Linked DNA regions of Homo sapiens: region 1 is linked to region 2. A link is an interaction called in ENCODE POLR2A ChIA-PET data of the cell type or tissue named here. Cell type or tissue: endothelial cell of umbilical vein. All regions are shown on one strand. Each heading gives the region's core, and the rest is flanking DNA. Links, peaks and the distances in the headings are about the cores only.

Region 1 (5,377 bases), core at 264-5,263, 71 kb before region 2:
CACCCAGGCTGGAGTGCAGTGGTATGCTCATAGCTCACTGCAGCCTTGAATTCCTGGACATAAATGATCTTCCTGCCTCAGCCTCCCTGGTAGCTGGGACTACAGGCAGACACCACTATGCCTGGTTAATTTTTAAATTTTTTGTAGAGATAAAATTTCCCTGTGTTCTTGCTCAGGCAAGTTTTAAACTCCTGGCCTCAAGCAATCTTTCCACCTCAGCCTCCCAAAGCCGTGAGATTACAAGGGTGAGCCACCGCCCCGAGCCCTTCATAGTTCTTGTAAGGACAGAACAAAATACACATGATCCGTGCACAATGAAGTGTGTAATTTGGTGATTCTGCGTGAGTTAAATGCTCTAACATTTCCCTTCCCGTGTAATTTGGTGATTCTGCGTGAGTTAAATGCTCTAACATTTCCCTTCCCCTCCCTTCCCTTCCCTTCCCTCCCCTCCCCTCCCCTCCCCTCCCCTCCCCTCCCCTCCCCTTCACTTTCTCCACCTTCCAGGTTCAAGCGATTCTCCTGCCTCTGCCTCCCGAGTAGCTAGGATTATAGGGGCCCACCACCACGCCCAGCTAATTTTTGTATTTTTACTAGAGACAGGCTTTCACCACGTTGGCCAGGCTGGTCTCGAACTCCTGACCTCAGGTGATCTGGCCACCTTGGCCTCCCGAAGTGTTGGGATTACAGGCGTGAGCCACGACATTTTCATTTAAAATGGGCATTGTGCGATATAATATGAATGTTGAGGCCGAGCGTGGTGGAGGTTGCAGTGAGCCAAGATCGCGCCATTGCACTCCAGCCTGGTGACAGAGCAAGACTCACACTGTCTCTAAATAAATAAATAAAATGGTGAAATTAATTTTTTTTTTTAATGAGATGGAGTCTCGCTCTGTCGCACAGGCTGGAGTGCAGTGGCATGATCTCGGCTCACTGCAAGCTCCGCCTCCTGGGTTCATGCCATTCTCCTGCCTCAGCCTCCCTAATTTAAAATTTTAATTTTTTGTTTAGCTTGGAATGACATTAAAGAGCAAATAAAAAACATTATGACAAGTGAAGGGACAGAGTACAGAAGAAAGGAAAAAGCTTTTTCTTGAGTTCTTTTAATGGTACTTCCCCCACTGCATATGGAACAAGAGGTCAGGCATCTTCATTTTGCACCAGGTCCCATAAATTATGTAGCCAGCCCTGACAGCGCCCTTAGTGGTTTTATGTGCAATTAGGGTAGTGGGGGAGGGCTGAGGTAGATTTTGAAGTGTCACAGTGTTATTTTAGGAAGGGAGGAGCCGACTGAGATTTCGTGAAGGAATGCACTTCAGAAAATGAGTGCAAAGATGAAAGTGCCGGGGCACTCAGCCTTTCATTATGCCCTGACTCCTCATTCTGCCACCCAAATGAATGACAGATATCCTCTACCAAAAAACTCTAAAAGATAGATGTGTAGGCCATGTTGGATGACTTCTTCAGTAAATATAATATGTCACATAAGTACAATTAAAGAATTAGAGATGAAAACAATAATGATTTTATATCATTGATATTGTTAGATAGGAAAGATTATATATATTTTTTTCATCCAAAAAGTCAGCATAAACTTTAGTCTGAAGGATATTGAAGAGGACTTTATTTTGATTAACTGATCAATAAAATAAAAATAAACTCGATTATCATACCCCATCCTTTTAGATTTTTTAACGTAAATATTTTATGAAAGTTTAAGTAAGTCTACAACTATCAGAAATAATAGTCTTGCTGTCCTTTGGGGAATTTTAAAAGTTTGTTTTCTTTAAAGGTACTCTAAAGTACTCTAAAAGTAATATCAGAAGATCTTGGATTAGTGACTTTGAAGGGTTTTTTTCTTTTCCCCTCTTCCTTTTGGAATTCTAAATATGTCCTTACACAGAAGACTTGGAATCCCTAGACAGAGAAAACAAAAAGAAATGGTGAGATTTCCTGGGCTTCTCTGATGATCTGCTGCTCCTAATCTATCAATTAAGATAGCCAGGTGACACTAAAGAAAGTAATCAAAAAGTGTCTGGTATTTGCAACCTAAGTCATGTTGAATCAATGCCATTTGTTAGGGAGAAAATTGCAAAGGCATGCAAACTCACATTTTAAAGGAATTTGTAGCCAAAGTCTCCAAGCACTAAGCAACATCTGGAGTATACTGAGCTCTTCATCATTTCGTTTATCTCATGTAAAAGTTTGACAAGAGATAGATGATCCTTTTTAATGTACTCTTGACCACCAAAATAATTTATTGATTATCTAGCTCCATACTCTACAATACAAGGGAAAATCGAAAATCTTACATAACATTAAAGACGTTTGCTGAACACTTACTTCATTTTGTGCAATTTACCTGGATTATCTTTTTTTTTTTTTTTTGAGACAGAGTCTTGCTCTGTCGCCCAAGATAGAGTGCAGTGGTGTGATCTCTGCTTACTGCAACCTCTGCCTTCCAGGTTCAAGTGATTCTCCTGTCTCAGCCTCCCTAGTAGCTGGGATTACAGGCGCTCACCACCACATATAGCTAATTCTTGTATTTTTAGTAGAGATGGGGTTTGACCATGTTGGCCAGGCTGGTCTCGAACTCTTGACCTCGTGATCCACCCACCTCAGCCTCCCAAAGTGCTGGGATTACAGGTGTGAGCCACCGCGCCTGGCAATTTTTTTTTTTTTTTTTTTGAGACAGAGTCTCGCTCTGTTGCCCAGGCTGGAGTGCAATGGCTCAATCTCGGCTCACTGCAACCTCTGCCTCCCGGGTTCAAGCGATTCTTCTGCCTCAGACTCCTGAGTAGCTGGGAATACAGGCAACCACCACCATGCCCGGCTAATTTTTTTTGTATTTTTAGTAGAGATGGGGTTTCGCCGTGTTGGCCAGGCTGGTCTCAAACGCCTGACCTCGTGATCCACCCGCTTTGGCATCCTAAAGCGCTGGGATTACAGGCGTGAGCCACCGAGCCCGGCTACAATTTACCTAGATTATCTACTTTAATCCTCCTCAAAACACTATGAGGGAGGTCCTATTGTTATTCCATAAGAAATCCAAGTGTTAGACTTTGGGCAATTTGTCTAAGCTCACAAAACTTGTAAGTGATAAAGACAGAATTTAGTATACAACTCCCCTCTGCTAAATTTAATTGGCTTAAAAAAAAAGTCAGAATTTAAATTTTGGTACGTTGGTTCTAGAATTCATTGAACTTAATTACTATGCCACACTTGCTCCTCAGAGTGTACTAAAATAATAATTCTCTTAGCTACTATATAAAGATTAGAAAAAGAGGCTTCTGGCTAGGTGCAGTGGCTCACACCTGTAACCCCAGTGCTTTGGGAGGCTGAGGTGGAGGATTGCCTGAGCTGAGGAGTTGGAGACCAGGCTGGGCAACAGGGCAAGACCCCATCTCTATAAAGAGTCTTTTGCATCAACACTTCTCTCCTCAAGGACGATTATGCTTGAGTACTTTCTTTTTTTTCTTTTTCTTTTTCTTTTCTTTCTTTTTTTTTTTTGTTGCCCAGACTGGAGTGCAATGGCAGGATTGCGGCTCACCATAACCTCTGCCTCTCGGGTTCCAGTGATTCTCTGGCCTCAGCCTCTCAAGTAGCTGGGATTACAGGCGCACACCACCAGTCCCAGCTAATCTAGTATTTTTAGTAGAGACGGGTTTTCACCATGTTGGTCAGGCTGGTCTTGAACTCCCGACCTCAAGTGATCTACTCGCCTCGGCCTCCAAAAGTGTTAGGATTACAGCCATGAGCCACCGCACTCGGCCATGCTTGGGTACTTTCTATGTTATTATTTTGAAAGGCAGTGTAGTAGAAGGGAAATATAGTAAGGTCTGATAAATCCAATGTCATTTGCCTCTGCTCAGGATTTATTTTTTTTTATTTTTTTTTTTTGAGACGGAGTTTCGCTCTGTCGCCCAGGCTGGAGTGCAGTGGCGCAATCTCGGCTCACTGCAAGCTCCGCCTCCCGGGTTCACGCCATTCTCCTGCCTCAGCCTCCCGCGTAGCTGGGACTACAGGCGCGCGCCACCATGCCCGGCTAATTTTTGTATTTTTAGTAGAGACGGGGTTTCACCGTGTTAGCCAGGATGGTCTCGATCTCCTGACCTCGTGATCCGCCCGTCTCGGCCTCCCAAAGTGCTGGGATTACAGGCGTGAGCCACCGCGCCCGGCCAGGATTTTTTTTTAACTCAAGCCAAAACCATCGGAAAGAACTAGAAGAGAACGTAATTTCACTTTGCTGCCTTAAGTCTTATGAAATGGTCTTTCTTGGCCAGGCGCGATGGCTCACGCTTGTAATCCCAGCACTTTGGGAGGCCAAGGCGGGTGGATCATGAGGTCAGGAGATCAGGACCATCCTGGCTAACACAGTGAAACCCCGTCTCTACTAAAAATACAAAAAAAAAAAAAAAAAATCAGCCAGGCGTGGTGGCTCCTGTAGTCCCAGCTACTCCGGAGGCTGAGGCAGGAGAATGGCGTGAACCCAGGAGGCGGAGCTTGCAGTAAACTGAGATCGTGCCACTGCACTCCAGCCTGGGTGACAGAGTGAGATTACGTCTCAAAAAAAAAAATGGTCTTTCTTTTTTTTGAGACAGGGTCTTCCTCTGTCACCCCAGCGCTGGTGTGTAGTGGCACGATCTTAGCTCATTGCCACCTCTGCCTTCCAGGTTCAAGTAATTCTCATGTCTCAGTTACCTGTGTGGCTGGGATTATGGGTGTGCAACACCATGCCCATCTAATTTTTGTATTTTTAGCAGAGACTGGGTTTCACCATGTTGCCCCAGTTAGTCCGGAACTCATGGCCTCATGCGAGCCGCCCATCTCGGCCTCCCAAAGTGCTGGGATTGTAGGTGTCAGCTACTGCACCTTGCCTGGAAATGTCTTATAACACCTGAGGGTTTTGGTAGTTTCAGAAAATACAAATTAGTAATATTTATATGAACCCCTGTATAATTTTAGAATGATTATTTAATCAGATGACCCAGGAGCACTTAATATACAAAATGTATTGATCACTGTGAGTTGGACTGCATTCCTAATGAGCAAAATTGCCATACTAAACTAATTTTGTAAAGGGCTACTAGAATAATAATGGAAATATTCTGCCAAACTTAACTAAGTACTTTGAAAATCGGGCCAGGCGTGGTGGCTCACACCTGTAATCTCAACACTTAGGGAGGCCAAGGTGGGCAGATCACGAGGTCAGGAGTTCGAGACCAGCCTGGCCAAGATGGTGAAACCCCTGTCTGTACTAAAAATACAAAAATTAGCTGAGTGTGGTGGCGGGCACCTATAATCCCAGCTACTCTGGAGGCTGAGGTGGGAGAATCGCTTGAACTGGGGAGGTGGAGGTTGCAGTGAGCCGAGATTGCGC
Region 2 (5,377 bases), core at 274-5,273:
ATTTCTTCAATTTAAACTTCCAAATAAAATAAATTAAATTAAATTAAATTAAATTAAATTAAATTAAATGCTGGGTACAGCGGCTCACACCTGTAATCCCAGCACTTTGGGAGGCTGAGGCGGGAGGATTGCTTGAGCCCAGGAGTCTGAGACCAGCCTGGGCAACATAGTGAGACCCTATCTCTACAAAAGTAAACAAAATAAAATAAACTTCCCCTCTCCCCTTTGAGTTTAAAATTCTTCTCTGTTTTCCTTTTCTTGCAGTGTTTCCAGAAAATTCAGAACCCTAGAGATGCTGGGAGTTGGGATTTGCAAACATGGCTTGATCTCTATGCAGTGTTTTCAAGACTTTAATTAGCTACTTACCCTAATTTCTTTAGTTAGTATCTTACCTGTTCCCTGAGCTAATCCTAGTGACCTGAAATCTCATCAAGTTCTGAGGAAAATGAGAACATTCACTCCTATGACATCCTTTTTCCTCCCAGAAGTAATCATTGTTGATAAAAGGTCACTTACTTTTTTTTTACTAGAATGATCCTCACGACAGCCCTTTGAAGACACTGTTGTCATCTCCATTTACAGATGATGAGATGGAAGTACAGAGAGGGTAAGTAACTCGTGCTGGGTCACACAGCAAGGGGAGTGCAGAGCCGGGACTTAAACCCAGGCAGCCAGCTCCAGAAAGCTCCAGAGCCCACACCTGGCCTCCAGAGCCCCACACCTTGCCTTCATAGCAAGGACCAGTGTTTTTGCTGACTTCTCCCCAGAGCTTCAGTACCATGGAAAAATTTGTGTCACAGACGAGAAAGACACAAGGTGACTGGGAACTGGAGGCACTGTCTAATCTCCCTATGTGACTTGGACACATCTCATAGCTCTTCTGGATCTTTCTTATTTCAAAAGAAATAATACACATAGAGGGATTAACATAAAGAATTCAATAGGCTGGGCGCAGTGGCTCACGCCTGTAATCCCAGCACTTTGGGAGGCCGAGGCGGGCAGATCACAAGGTTAGGAGATCGAGACCATCCTGGCTAACATGGTGAAACCCCGTCTCTACTAAAAATACAAAAAAAAAAAAAAAAAAAAAAAATTAGCCGGGCATGGTGGCGGGCAACTGTAGTCCCAGCTACTCGGGAGGCTGAGGCAGGAGAATGGTGTGAACCCAAGAGGTAGAGCTTGCAGCGAGCCGAGATAGCACCACTGCACTCCAGGCTGGGCGACAGAGACAGACTCCATCTCAAAAAAAAAAAATAATTCAATAAACATTCTCTATTATTATTTGGAGACAAATAGAACTGGCTGGCCAGGCGTAGTGGCTCAGACCTGTAATCCTGGCATTTTGGGAGACCGAGGTAGGGGGATCGCTTGAGCTCAGGAGTATGAGACCAGCCTGGGCAACATAGCGAGGTCTCATCTCTCAAAAAAAAAAAAAAAATTAGCTGGACATGGCATCCTACACCTGTAGTCCCAGCCCCTCAGGTGACTGAGGTAGGAGGATTGCTTGAGCCTGGGAGTTTGGGCTGCAGTGAGCCGTGATGGCACCACTGCACTCCAGCCTGGGTGACAGAGCAACACACTGTCTCAAAAAAAAAAAGGGAGGAAAAAGAAAGTCACGGCCAGGCGCGGTGGCTCACACCTATAATCCCAGCACTTTGGGAGGCCCAGGCGGGCGGATTGCCTGAGGTCAGGAGTTTGAGACCAGCCTGGCCAACATGGTGAAACCCCGTTTCTACTAAAAAAAAAAAAATACAAAAATTAGCCAGTCATGGTGGCAGGCGCATGTAATCCCAGCTACTCGGGGGGCTGAGGCAGAATAGCTTGAACCTGGGAGGTGGAGGTTGCAGTGAGCCAAGATCGCACCATTGCACTCCAGCCTGGGTGACAAGAGCGAGACTTCGTCTAAAAAAAAGAAAGTCACCTAGCTTTTCTACATTGTAGTTTCCTTTATGTAAAATAGAAATTATCATACATAATTTCCAGAGTTGTTGGTAGATTGCTTAGGACATTGACAGATTAGGGAACCTGAATAAATAGTAGTCTTTAGCAATATTAGCTATTATATAAAATCCCAAGTTCTAGAAACAACCAATTTGTTTTCCAAATAAAGCAGACCTTCCTTTCATTGAACAGAGAATAAAATAAGAACCTGAGTCCCATCTCCCTCTGTCTAGTCCCCAGAGAGACCACCCACCCTGAGGCCCATCAGCCAGCAATGCGTTAGTGATAAACGACTAGGCTAAGTCCCCTTGAATGATTTATTTGCCCCTAAACCCTCTGAACATATCTCATTTCTAAAAGACCTATCACTGACCCTAAAAGCCATCAGACCAGCAGGAAAAAAAAAAAAATCGAACAATGCAACCAAACACAAGCCAAAGCTTTGAGGTCTGGCCAGCTTGTAGGATAGAGATAGGAATGAATGCACAAAATGTAGAGGCAGTCCAGTGGGCCTGTATATCCATCTTAGGGACACAGCCCTGACTCCAATGTGCCGAGGTATGTCTGTTGTGATCCTACAAGTTGGAGTGATGGGACTGCTTGGTTGCCATTTGCAAAATGATCCTGAAATCTGACAGGGAAATACTGTTTGACAGTCATGCCTAATATGGGTAAAATTGAAAATCGAGTGGTAGATCTTAATTCCATTCCAGGTTATTTAAAAGAATAAGCCCAAGATAATACAAAGGATGAAATAATAGTTTCTAGGCCAATTAGAAAACAAGGTAATAGTATTAGGAGTGAGTCAGAGAAAAAAATCCAAAACAACAACCTCGATTATTTTTCTTTGTTGGGTGATGTGGTTTTAAAACAATGACCTGCACATCCTGCTTACACCAACTGCTAAAAATAGCATTTGGAGTTTTTGTTTTAGTCTCTCCTGGGCATAGGCTATGATACCAATTACCTTTGTACAGAGAGCAACTTTCATCCTAAGAAGAGGGAAGTTGGGAATTTTGGAGAGCAGCAAAATAATTCAGAAACATAAGGACGCAAGGCTGGGCTTGGTGGCTCACGCCTGTAATTCCAGCAATTTCGGAGGCCAAGGTGGGCAAATCATTTGAGCCCAGGAGTTTGAGACCAGCCCAGGCAAAATGGCAAGACCCGTCTCTACACAAAATACAAAAATTAGCTGGGCATGGTGGTGTGCACCTGTAGTCCCAGCTACACGGGAGGCCGAGGTGGGAGGATCACTTGAGCCCAGGAGGTTGAGGCTGAGATTGTGCCACTGCACTCCAGCCCGGGTGACAGTGAGATCCTGTCTCAAAAAAAAAAAAAAAAAAAGAGAAAGAAAGAAAGAAAGAAAAAGAAATGAAAAGAAATGTAAGGAGCCAGCTCTGACTCCTGTGGACAACCTTGAAGATTTATTCTACCAGAGTTGTGTCTCCCCCTCTCCTCTCTCTCCCTCTAATGATTTCACAGTTCTGCATACATTTCTTGCACACCTGCCATGTCCTAGGCACTAAACAGAGGCAGAAAGCAGAAAGCTCCATTGTGGAGACCACGTCTATCCACTGTGTGCTGTGCGATCTCAGGCGTGTTATGTAACTGTTTTGTTTTCTGAGGCTGAAGAGAAAATGGTTTCTCTGAGGAGACAGCCAATGAACCAAACATACCCTTGAAGCTCCTAAAATAAATTTCATTTAACACTTAATGCTAATGTTATCAGTCTTCTGGAAGTTCATTTCATTCCAAGAATAGCTTCTAGACTTTTTGTTGCAGTCTGTTTAATAAGTATAGACTGGATAGTTGAACAAAACATGGTACCAAAAAATGTGTCAACAGTCCCCAGGGTAGCAGGAAACATCCATTCCATTTTCGTGGATGGTGCATGACTGATGCAAACATGCTAGTTATCCATAGCTCGTTCAAGAGAAATGCCAATTCTTTTTTTTTTTTTAATTTTATTTTACTTTAAGTTCCAGGGTACATGTGCAGGACAAGCAGTTTTGTTACATAGGTAAATGTGTACCATGGTGGTTTTCTGCACCTATCAACCCATCACCTAGGTATTAAGCCCCATATGCGTTAGCTATTTATCCTAATGCTCTCCCTCCCCATCCCCCCAATAGACTCCAGTGTGTGTTGTTCTCCTCCCTGTGTCCATGTGTTCTCATTGTTCAGCTCCCACTTATGAGTAAGAACATGTGGTGGTTGGTTTTCTGTTCCTGTGTTAGTTTGCTAAGGATGATGGTTTCCAGCATCATCCATGACCCTGCAAAGGACGTGATCTCATTCTTCTTCATGGCTGCATAGTATTCCATGGTGTATATGTAGCACATTGAGAAAAGCCAATTCTAAGGTGTTATGTGTATAAGGCAGTGGACCTCTGAGTGGGCTCCCCTAGGAAATTGTTAGAAATGTCCATTCTTGGGTCCCAGATTCACTGAATCTGAAACTGTGGAGTTGGGGCCCAGCAATTGACTTTAACTGCCCTCCAGTGGATTACGATGCATGCTGATGGATGTTTTTCATAATTTCAAATTTTCCAGTCATGTCATTCTAATGTATATTAATTCTATGTAAAACTTGTTAAAAAGCCTTCTGACCAACTTTTTCTTTCTATAGCTTGAGTTTCAGGCATAACTTCCACAGGTATAACTTCCACAACTAGAACCTCATACTGCTATCACTCTTTAACTTGATAGGATCATAAACTGTTTTTCTTTCTTCCTTTCTTTCTCTCTCTCTTTCTCTCTCTCTTTCTTTCTTTCTTTCTTTCTTTCTTTCTTTCTTTCTTTCTTTCTTTCTTTTTCTTTCTTTCCCTCTTCCCCCCCCATCCTCCTCCTTCTCCTCCTCCTCCTCTCTCTTTCTTTATTCTTTCTGGTTTTTTTTTTTTTTTTTTTTCAGAGTTTTGCTCTTGTCACCCAGGCTGGAGTGCAATGGCACAATCTCGGCTCACTGCAGCCTCCTCCTCCCGGGTTCAAGTGATTCTTCTGCCTCAGACTCCTGAGTAGCTGGGACTACAGTCGTGTGCCACCAAGCCTGGCTAATTTTTGTATTTTTAATAGAGATGGGGTTTCACCATATTGGCCAGGCTGGTTTCAAATTCCTGACCTTGTGATCCGCCTGCCTCAGCCTCCCAAAGCGCTGGGATTACAGGTGTGAGCCACGGAGCCCGGCCCGTACTGTTTTTCTTATAGCACCTTAAAACACTCTATTTCTGGGCTGGCATGCTGGCTTATACCTGTAATCCCAGCACTTTGGGAAGCTGAGGCGGGAGGATCACTTGAGCCGAGGTGTTCGAGACCAGCCTAGGTAACATGGTGAGACCCTGTCTTCAAATAAAATAAAATAAAAAATATAAAAGTGCTCTATTTCTTACAAAGACATGAGAGTTTTAATAAAAGAGAACAAAGGACCATCAAATACTTTT

What was found. ChIA-PET counts read pairs that join two places held together with the same protein. Peaks named below come from ENCODE experiments on the same cell type or tissue, not always from the same donor. Only the 100,000 strongest peaks of a DNase experiment are listed, where the experiment ranks them.
Region 1: POLR2A ChIA-PET joins it to region 2 with 5 read pairs; 3 of 35 experiments call an interaction of 5 or more read pairs at or near these places.

What each region holds. Positions count from the first base shown.
Region 1 is chr5:16,963,797-16,969,173 of GRCh38, forward strand. No RefSeq gene overlaps it. Among named protein-coding and RNA genes, the nearest start is that of MYO10, 30 kb to the left of the region's middle. In endothelial cell of umbilical vein, for the core only: no CTCF peak of the experiment used is centred there; no DNase peak of the experiment used is centred there.
Region 2 is chr5:17,035,143-17,040,519 of GRCh38, forward strand. No RefSeq gene overlaps it. Among named protein-coding and RNA genes, the nearest start is that of MYO10, 100 kb to the left of the region's middle. In endothelial cell of umbilical vein, for the core only: no CTCF peak of the experiment used is centred there; a DNase peak (open chromatin) is centred at 2,749; H3K27ac peaks cover 1,551 bases.